2 separate regions of the Homo sapiens genome follow, and region 1 is linked to region 2. A link is a loop called in an ENCODE intact Hi-C map of the cell type or tissue named here. Cell type or tissue: endothelial cell of umbilical vein. All regions are shown on one strand. Each heading gives the region's core, and the rest is flanking DNA. Links, peaks and the distances in the headings are about the cores only.

What was found. Peaks named below come from ENCODE experiments on the same cell type or tissue, not always from the same donor. Only the 100,000 strongest peaks of a DNase experiment are listed, where the experiment ranks them.
Region 1: it touches region 2 in a loop (2.5-fold over the local background); 1 of 110 quality-filtered maps calls a loop at or near these places.

What each region holds. Positions count from the first base shown.
Region 1 is chr20:40,755,163-40,759,559 of GRCh38, reverse strand. No RefSeq gene overlaps it. Among named protein-coding and RNA genes, the nearest start is that of SNORD154, 43 kb to the right of the region's middle. In endothelial cell of umbilical vein, for the core only: no CTCF peak of the experiment used is centred there; a DNase peak (open chromatin) is centred at 2,209; H3K27ac peaks cover 793 bases.
Region 2 is chr20:41,076,571-41,080,967 of GRCh38, reverse strand. TOP1 (DNA topoisomerase I) reads right to left here. Exons shown (of 21, transcript NM_003286.4): 5 at 3,331-3,386; 6 at 788-883. Among named protein-coding and RNA genes, the nearest start is that of TOP1, 50 kb to the right of the region's middle. In endothelial cell of umbilical vein, for the core only: a CTCF peak has its summit at 2,414 (motif pointing right); a DNase peak (open chromatin) is centred at 2,427.

The DNA.
Region 1 (4,397 bases), core at 173-4,172, 320 kb after region 2:
AGTGGGTACTGCAAGGACTTAGACCTAGGCAGACCTGGACCTAAATTTTATCAGTCATATTTATTCACCTTTCTGAGCTCCACTTTTTGCATCTGTAAAATGCCCTTGTTTGAAAATAACACGATGGAGTATTTTTTAAGTTCCAGGCATAATGGTAAACCCTTTGCCTCCTCTCTTTTGATCTCTATGGTAGTCCTCAAGTAGGAACTATTATTTTTGAACTCTGGAAGCCTCACTCAAGGCCACCCACCTCCCCTTGTTTTTAACTGTGATGCTGAGTCTCAGTGGAGTTAAATATCTGTAGAGTACATATCACAGTGCTGGGCTTATTGCAGGTGCTTGATAAGTATTCACTGCCTCACCCCCAGCCAATTGCCCCAGCATTGGATGGGTTAGGAGCTGTCAGGGATCTGACATAGGAATGGGGCTTGCAGGGCCTGGAGGGGCTCAGAGTCCAGGGGCCAACATCAATCCATCAGTGAGAATTCACCAAGGCTATTAAGCCCTGGTGGAGGTGACCCCAGCAAAGGAAACAAGACATGCATCCTGTGATTGCTTTGTTGGGATAATTTTCCCAGCGAATAAAGAGAGAGAGGAGGAGCCTTCCAGATGGGAAGCCCTACAAGGGAAGGCTCAGCAGGGAACTGAGGAAAACTCCACTAGATTGGGGAAATCTCAGAGTCTGTGATTCTTTTGGATTTTTCAGAAGTCATCCTCTCTCCTTTCTCATCGCTGCTTAGCCCAGTTAAGCCTCTTCTAGGGAAATACTGCATTCGTGTTATTGATAAATGAAGATGGGCTTATTGACACAATATAAAGCCAACTCACTTTATCAACAGTAAAGCAAATCATACTGAAAAGAGCAAAGAGAGAAAAATGAAAATTAATAAATGAAGTTTATTGTTTTACGACAAGTTAGGTGTACACTTTCTCACCCAAACCTTTCCCTGCTGAGTTTTAAATACTCTACCTAAATCCCCTGGGTCATCCTATGTTAAATATCCTGTGTGTTTCTGTTAAGAACTTCAAGGTCAAAAGGCAAGTGTCAGCTTTTCTTTGAGCTGGTAATATAGTCTTTCATTCATCCAACAAATATTTATTGAATGTTTACTGTGAGTGAGGCAATGTTTTGGGCACTGAGGATACATCAGCCAATAAAATAGGCAAAAGTCACTGCTTTCATTGCGCTTATATTCTAATGGAGGAAGACAGAAAAAAACAACAAAACAACAATAACAAAAAAACTCAACCAGAACAAACATTAGGAGAAACCAGGTGAAACATATACGGGAGTCTCTGTACTATCTTTGTTGCTTTTCTGTAAATCTAAAACTCAAAAACACAAAATTATGTGTGTGTGTGTGTGTATTTGATGATAAATGCAATGAATAAAATAAATTGGGAAAGGAAATTTGGGAATGCTCTGGGGCAAGAGGAGGAGCTGTAGTTTTTAAAAGGCTGGTCTTTTTGAAAAAGTGACATTTGAGCAAAGATTCGAAGGAGGAAAAAGAAGAAGCCATGGGGATATCTGGGGAAAGGATGGTAGCGGAAGTGATAAGTGTAAAGTCTCACTGGTCCTAAGCCTCAAAGAGGGCCTCCAATGACTCCAGTATTCATGTTCTTGTGTAGTCCCCTCCTGACTGAATAGGGCTAACGTGTACCCAATAGGATATTGTGGAAATATGGGTTCCATGGCTGGGTCATAAAAGAGATGACAGCTTCAGCCTTTCTCTCTCTTGGATCACCCATCCTGTGGAAAGCCAGCTGCTGCCTTGTGAGGGCACTCAAGCAGTCAGTCCTATGGAGAAGTCCACATGGGAAGGAACTGAAGCCTCCTGACAACAGCCAGCAATAACTTCTGAGGCTTGTGAGTGGGCCACCTTGGAAGCAGAGCCCCCAGCCTTCTAATGGGTATAACTGCATTGACATTTTGGGCATAATCTTAGGAGAAACCTGGGACCAGAATAACCTAGCTATGCCACTCCCAGGTTCCTGACCCACAGGAACTCTGAGACTGTTTTTTAAAAAAGAGTTTCTTGTTTTAAGCAGCTACTATTTCGAGTTGTATGTTACATAGCAATAAATAACCAATACAGGTGTTGAGGTGAGAACATGCCTGGTTGCTTGAGAAACAGCAAGGAGGCACTGTAGTTGGAGTGGAGGTGTAAGGGTGAGAACAGGAAGATCTGAGGGCAGAGAGTGTGAGTCAGTTTCCTCCTGAAGAAAAGGCTTCCTCTCTCTGGGTATTATTATTATTATTTTTTCAGCAATTGGCTCTCCTGAGTGTTTCTCAGGCCCAGGCCTTGGGAACCAGTTTGTGATGCTCATTTTCTTCACTGCTGTCATCTTCTGAGGTGGGTTTACATCTCTTCTTCCCAGGAAGTCTGTGGTGGTGTTATCCTTCCTGAAGTGGTTTCAGTGATACCTCATGCTGAAACTTGGCCAATGTCTCTTTGGGCATTTTTTTTAAAGATCAGATCTGTTTTGGTAGAGAACCAACATAGATTTGAACAAAAAAGAGAGAAAAAGAATTTGATTAATTGAAAACAAATTTCTGTTCAGAGATGAATTCACAGAAGAGGTAAGGTTTGAGGGAGGCTGAGAAGTGGTTATGGGTAGTTGAGCAAAGGTGGTGGGTAAGGAAACAAATAGCAGAGACAGGGGGTAGGAGAAGGATCTCTACTTTCTGGGAATTCAACATCATTTGTGTGGAGATTGGGAAGAGGATATGGGGGACAGGCAAATGGAGGAAGGGGAGAGGATGCAGGGGCTGGTAAGGGAGTTGTGGGTGCAGGACTCAGCCTAAATTGTACCATGTAGGCCAGAGGCTCTCCTGTTGGGGAACTTCCAATCCTTCAGGGTTGGGCTGTCAAATGCTGGCACACCTGAGTTCTACTTAGGATTATTTTGATTGTAAGGGTCAGAAAATCCATTTCAAGTTGGAGCTAGGAAAAAAGAGAATGTATTGATTTCTGGAAGTGAAAAGACCATGGTTTGATGTAATTGGGGATTGATTTCTCTCTCTCTCTCTTTAGGTCTTGTCTCCTGCCATTTTGGCACCATTCTCCCTTAGGCTCTCCCCTTGTGTTTGCAACATGGTTGTTATTATTTTTTCTAGGGTTGAATATAGCAGAAAAGAGTAATTGTGTTTCCCCCAGCATACCTGGACAAAGTCTTGCTATTTACCATAATTGATGATTCAACTGGCTGTAGGGTATGTGCCCACTCCTAGGCCAGCCACTGCTATCGTGAGTAGAACTTTGATTGGCCAGGCTTAGACAATGTGCCAGACCTATTGGAACCTAGAGACTAAGAATAGGGGTAGCGTGACTGCCCAGATGGAAATCAGGCTGATGCTACCAGTGGGTGGGTGGGTTGTGTGACAAGATGCAAAGAGGCATGCTTAGTAGAACAGTCAAGGGTGGCATTTTATGGGCATATAGGGAGCAAGACCAGGGCACTAAGTCTACTCAAATTGATATGTGGTACCCATAGGTCTCTGTTAAATAGTCAGCACAGGTATGTGCCTTTATAGATTCTGTGAGGTACTGTTATACTATAGTCATGATTGCACCATCATTATTATTGATTTGTTTTATGCTATTTTGAATCTTTTAACTCCTTTGAGTTAGGGTAATGCTAGCTGCTGTCACAGATAAAGTGTAAAATATTATTGGCCTCAAAAAATTTTCCTTCAAGTGCAGAAAGTGAGTACTCAATTGACAGTGCTGGCTCTCTGTTCCACAGGGCCATTCATGGATTGAGGCACCTTTCGTTTTATGGCTCCACCAAGTTCTTGCAACTTAGAATCCTTTCTTCCAGCTAGCAGACAAGGAAAGAGAAGGTGGGGCAAAGGCACCTCTGCTTGGAAGGGAGAGGCATATACCTTTCACTCATGTTTCAGTGATAAGAAGTAGTCATGTGGTTCCGTCTAGTGCAAGAGAGGCTAGAAAGTGTCATTCCGATTGGGCAACCATGATCTGACAACCTCGTACCATGGAACAGGAGCATGCATTTTTGGTGGGCAGCTAGCCAACTTTGCCACAGCCTCCAAGTATATGGTCCCAAACTGTAGTTTTTAAAGTTACAGAAAAGAAGATATGGAGAATTACTGCCTAAGGTGACATCAGGACCACTGAATGATTTTTAGGCAGAGGAGGGACACATCAGATCAGTCTGTGCTTTGGAAACATTAAGGAGATGGTGGTAATGGAATAAAAAAAAAGGGAGTCAGGTCCCTGTTGTCCCCACTTCTGGCCCATTTTTGAGTAGGGCAATACTCAAGGGTGCCTTGCATTTATATTCCTACCATGTTCTGGGGACTCACCATGTGCCTTTTTGAAACACTGTCTGTTGACTTCTTAGCATAGCTGAGAGGCAGATACTATTATCTGCAA
Region 2 (4,397 bases), core at 212-4,211:
TATAGAACAAAACAAACCACTTACACCGGCCTGGAAGCAAAATAGGGTGGGGGGATATATGCAGAAATAAATATCATTATCAGATGAAAGTCTGGGAAAAAAAATAAAATAAAATAAATAAAAATAAAAGATGAAAGTTTGGGAACCAAACACACAGCACACTAGCTACCACATAGCAGTAACTCACTGGAATGTGGAGGAAAGAAATTCTATATTGAATGAATACAAATGAGTTCACTAAGTATTTCCCTTCTCCCTTTCCATCCAATTTCTACTATAACAATAGCATAGTAAGCTATATAAGAGTGAAAATAATGAATATAATTTAATCTCATTGAATCTGGGGAAAGAGATACATGTAAGCCTCGACCGTTTTATGAGCAGTTTTATTATTTTTACACACTGAAACTTCACTTAGAATGTCTGACAGGAATAGGTCTAAGAGAAACTGCTTTAAGTTATCTGTGGTAGGCAATAAGAAATTTTAAGTAACTTAAATAATTTATTCTTCATGAATTCTGTATTATTTGAAATTTCTACAATAAATATCTATTGCCTTTTCAGTAATAAAAATTTATATAATCTTCATGTAAGCCTTGGGTATACTACTTGTTTAGCAAACTCTACTTCTCATAGTTCAGAGAAATCAGTCCATTAATCACAAATTCCAAATGAGTAAAAGCCAATTAATGCAGTTTCTATATGTATTATAAAGAAACACATCACATTTATTCTTTAAACTCCTCCTTTTTGTTTTCAAAAGTCAAAGTTTTAAGAAAATACTCACTCATCCTCATCTCGAGGTCTCTTTAATGGCTTTATATCCTCTTTAGGAGGAACAAAATAGCCATCATCTTCAGGTTCATCTTTAATTTGTGGTGGACTAAAGAGAAAAAAAATTGCTGGTCAGAGTGCTAGAACATCTGTATTCTATTAATACAAAGAAGGAATATGTCATTTCGTTGAAAAGAAGCTAACAGAAATAAGGATAACCACGTACATATCATGAAGATGTTCTGTGAGCACTTTTTCTCACTTCAATCCTGTGAAGTAGATAGTATTTGTCCTCATTGTACAGGTGAATGGGCAATATCAGGATTTGGGATCAAGACTCTTTATTCTAAGTCAGAATTCTTTCTCACTATTTCTTAGCTATCTTTGCCAGCATGGCACGAACCACTCCAGAAATAAACCTAAGGTGTTTTCTTGCCTTACATGGAAACCTACCATATATTTGACCCCACAATCTGAACTGATTGTTCCAGTACTCTAAAAGCTAAAGTACAGCTTTTACAAGGAAAGGAATAAACATTGATTTCCCCAACTTAGTACCTTAAAGTTCTAAAAATGTGGCAATAACGTACATGTATATCTAGCTACATGGAAAAATAACCAAGCTGACAACATTACAACAAAAGTAGGGCACGTGTTAAACCAGAATAAACAGAAGGTATCCTATGCCAAATCTATTCATTGTTCAACGTCCTAACTTAGGTTTACTTTATATACAGAAGAGTGTCTCACTACTATTTGTTAAGATCTTACCTTCAAAATATAAATATAAAAAGACAATCCTTTGAGACAAACATCTTGAACCAAAACAGAGAAGGAACAAGTAAAAAACACCATAGAGCCCAGCAATCACTGCAGCCATGGGATGCTCCCTGGCCTGGCACATCTCTTCAGAACCTCACTGCCTTAACTTAGTACAAGAAATGGCCTCCTTACATGCAGCTGCCCCCTGTGGAGGGATCCAAGGATTAAGAATCCCGACCCCACTGCAAAGTATATTCACAGGGTTTCAAGAGTACCTCCGACCAAAAAAAGCATACTGGGTCCCCTTGCTTGTGATAGAATTTGAATGTTTAAAGAACTTATTTTAGCACCCTAACCAAATGCCAGCTTCTACAGCTGTTCCCCCTCCTGCCTGAATACTGACACAGACCCTAGGGTCCAGAAGGAAAGAAAGCCTATCATTTACCCAACTAGTTAAGTAAATGCTAGATCCTAAGTTTGTCACACTGAAGACAAAAACTGTGGGAAGGGTTACTTAGGTCTGAAGGAAGAAGTCCTAAAACAATTTACCTGAAAACTGTATTCCAGTGAAGCATCTGGATTCTCTACAAAGACATATACACAAGCCAGCAAGGAGTCCAGCAAAGTGAACATAGAGACCACTGCCTCAAAGAAGGCTGTGTTCCTAATCTTCTAACCCAAAAAGTCTGAAAATGAATTCATGACTATGCACCAAGTCCAAAAAATTTATTCATATCAGTTTAATAAAAATCCAAGGCAGTCTCTTGGCAGAGATTAGCCCAGCAGTGCCTCCTCAGTCACTTTATCTCAGAAATCAAAATTCCTAGGGCAGCTTGCAGCTCTAATGCTTCCTGAATTGTATTATTCTGCATTCCTAGAACAATTATGAAACATGCCTGAAGAGGGCACCTGCTTTTCTCCTTGTCTAAAGGACCCCAGAGTACCAGGCACAATTGTCAAAAATTTTAACAAATGAAACTGAAAGTTCAAAGATTCAAGGAAGCAAAACTCTCAAAGTGTTTTGTCCCAGTCAATAATGCAAACACTTACAACCATTTCTAATAAATCCTTTCTGTCATTCAGTGAAGTGAGAATATGTAACAATAAACATCTAGTTGTTTCGAAACTAGAGGGGACCTCTGGGCTTATTTTAGGAAATTGAGGCTGAGGAAAACAAAATTATAAAGGTAAAAACAGTATAGGAAGTAACCTCTAGATTTTGCGCATTTTCCTCTCCTTCTAGAAAAGAGATAACATAATTCTACCCAAATCTACACTCATCCCTAACATGTAGGTCAAATGATCTTTTATATATAAGCCTCCCAATATTACTAATGATGAAATCAGACTAAGTGATTTTTCAGAAAACTCCATAATCGCTACTGAATATGAAGTTTCTTTTTAGAGAAATGAAAATGTTCTGGAATTAGTGAAGAGGCTGCAATACCTTGTGAATATACTAAAAAAAAAAAAAAAAAAAAAATGGTACACTGTATACCATTAAAATACAAATTTTGTGATATGCAAGTCAAATCTCAATTTTTAAAAATCTCTCCTGTCAACCTTCTCTATTCGAAATAACCTTCTGGAAAATGTGCTGGTCAGTCTCACTATATGGCACTGTAGAAAGGCTCAGGTTGGCTTAGACCGAGTCTTCTCACTGCTGAGCTTCTGGGAACCATCAAGATGGCCAGGTCAGTGGGTTTTGGGTTAACTCAGACAACACTACAACACAGGCAGCTGGCCTGCTGTCCACCCAGAGAAAGGGAAGCCCACGCAGCAGCAAAGTCTTACCTAGAGAAGCCATTTTCCTTCTCCTTCTTTATTTTTGCATCCCCAGAGGCTCGAACCTGAAAAGTAAAACAACAGTAACTAGTACCTTGAAAGGACTAAATTTGAAGAAACCTCTTTTTGAGAATATGTAGCATCAGTTCCTGGGACATCATGATCACAAGCTGGCTCTTATGTTACCAAAACTGAACAGATGAACTAAAGGTCCTGAAATGTGTCCAAAACTCGTTTTTAACAATTCTTCTGGGTGAAACTGTCCAACTCACTGAGAAAGGTTTCCCTTAAAAATGGCAGCTTTTTACTTTTAAGTGGTGGCAGGTCTCTTTTCCCCAATAAATACATTCCACTACTCAAGAATTTGCCATTGGCAGTGCAGAGAGGAAACAAAAGCAAAAACCAAACAAACAAAACATATAAACTGGGCCAGATGTGATGGCTCATGCCTGTAATCCCAACACTTTGGGAAGATGAGGTTGGAGGACTGCTTGAGGCCAGGAGTTCGAGACTAGCCCCGCCAACACAGTGAGACCCCCATCTTTATTTAAAAAACAAACAAACAAAAAAGTAGTCTATGCCCTGTCTTCTATTACTTAGGCAAAGTATACTCATGACCCCCTCCCCTTTGACTTCCTGCTTTCTAGATTCGTCAGAAAATTTATCTTTCAAAAAAATCTTCATATATACACACAAAGGGATACACACACACATACAGATATACAGAGTATCTATGGAAGAATACAAAACATAATCAGTATAGCGGTTGCCTCTGAGAAGGATGGGAGACAGTGAGTCAGGGGTGAAGAGATGTCTTCTTCACCATATTCCTTATTTCATAGTATCTGAATTTACCAAGTACAAAAATTACTTTTTCAAAGCTAAAATAAAAACAATCTCTTTTTAAAACTATACAGAGTACTATTCATTCTCAGCTGGGTGAGCCTAGTCATTTTTAGAAGGCTTGCACTGGTTATGCTGGAACCAAATGCCACAAAAGACACCAGCATCACTAAATTTTCACTCGGGAAGAACCTTTAATGAACAGAAGACCATCAAGGCATTAGGCCTTCTCC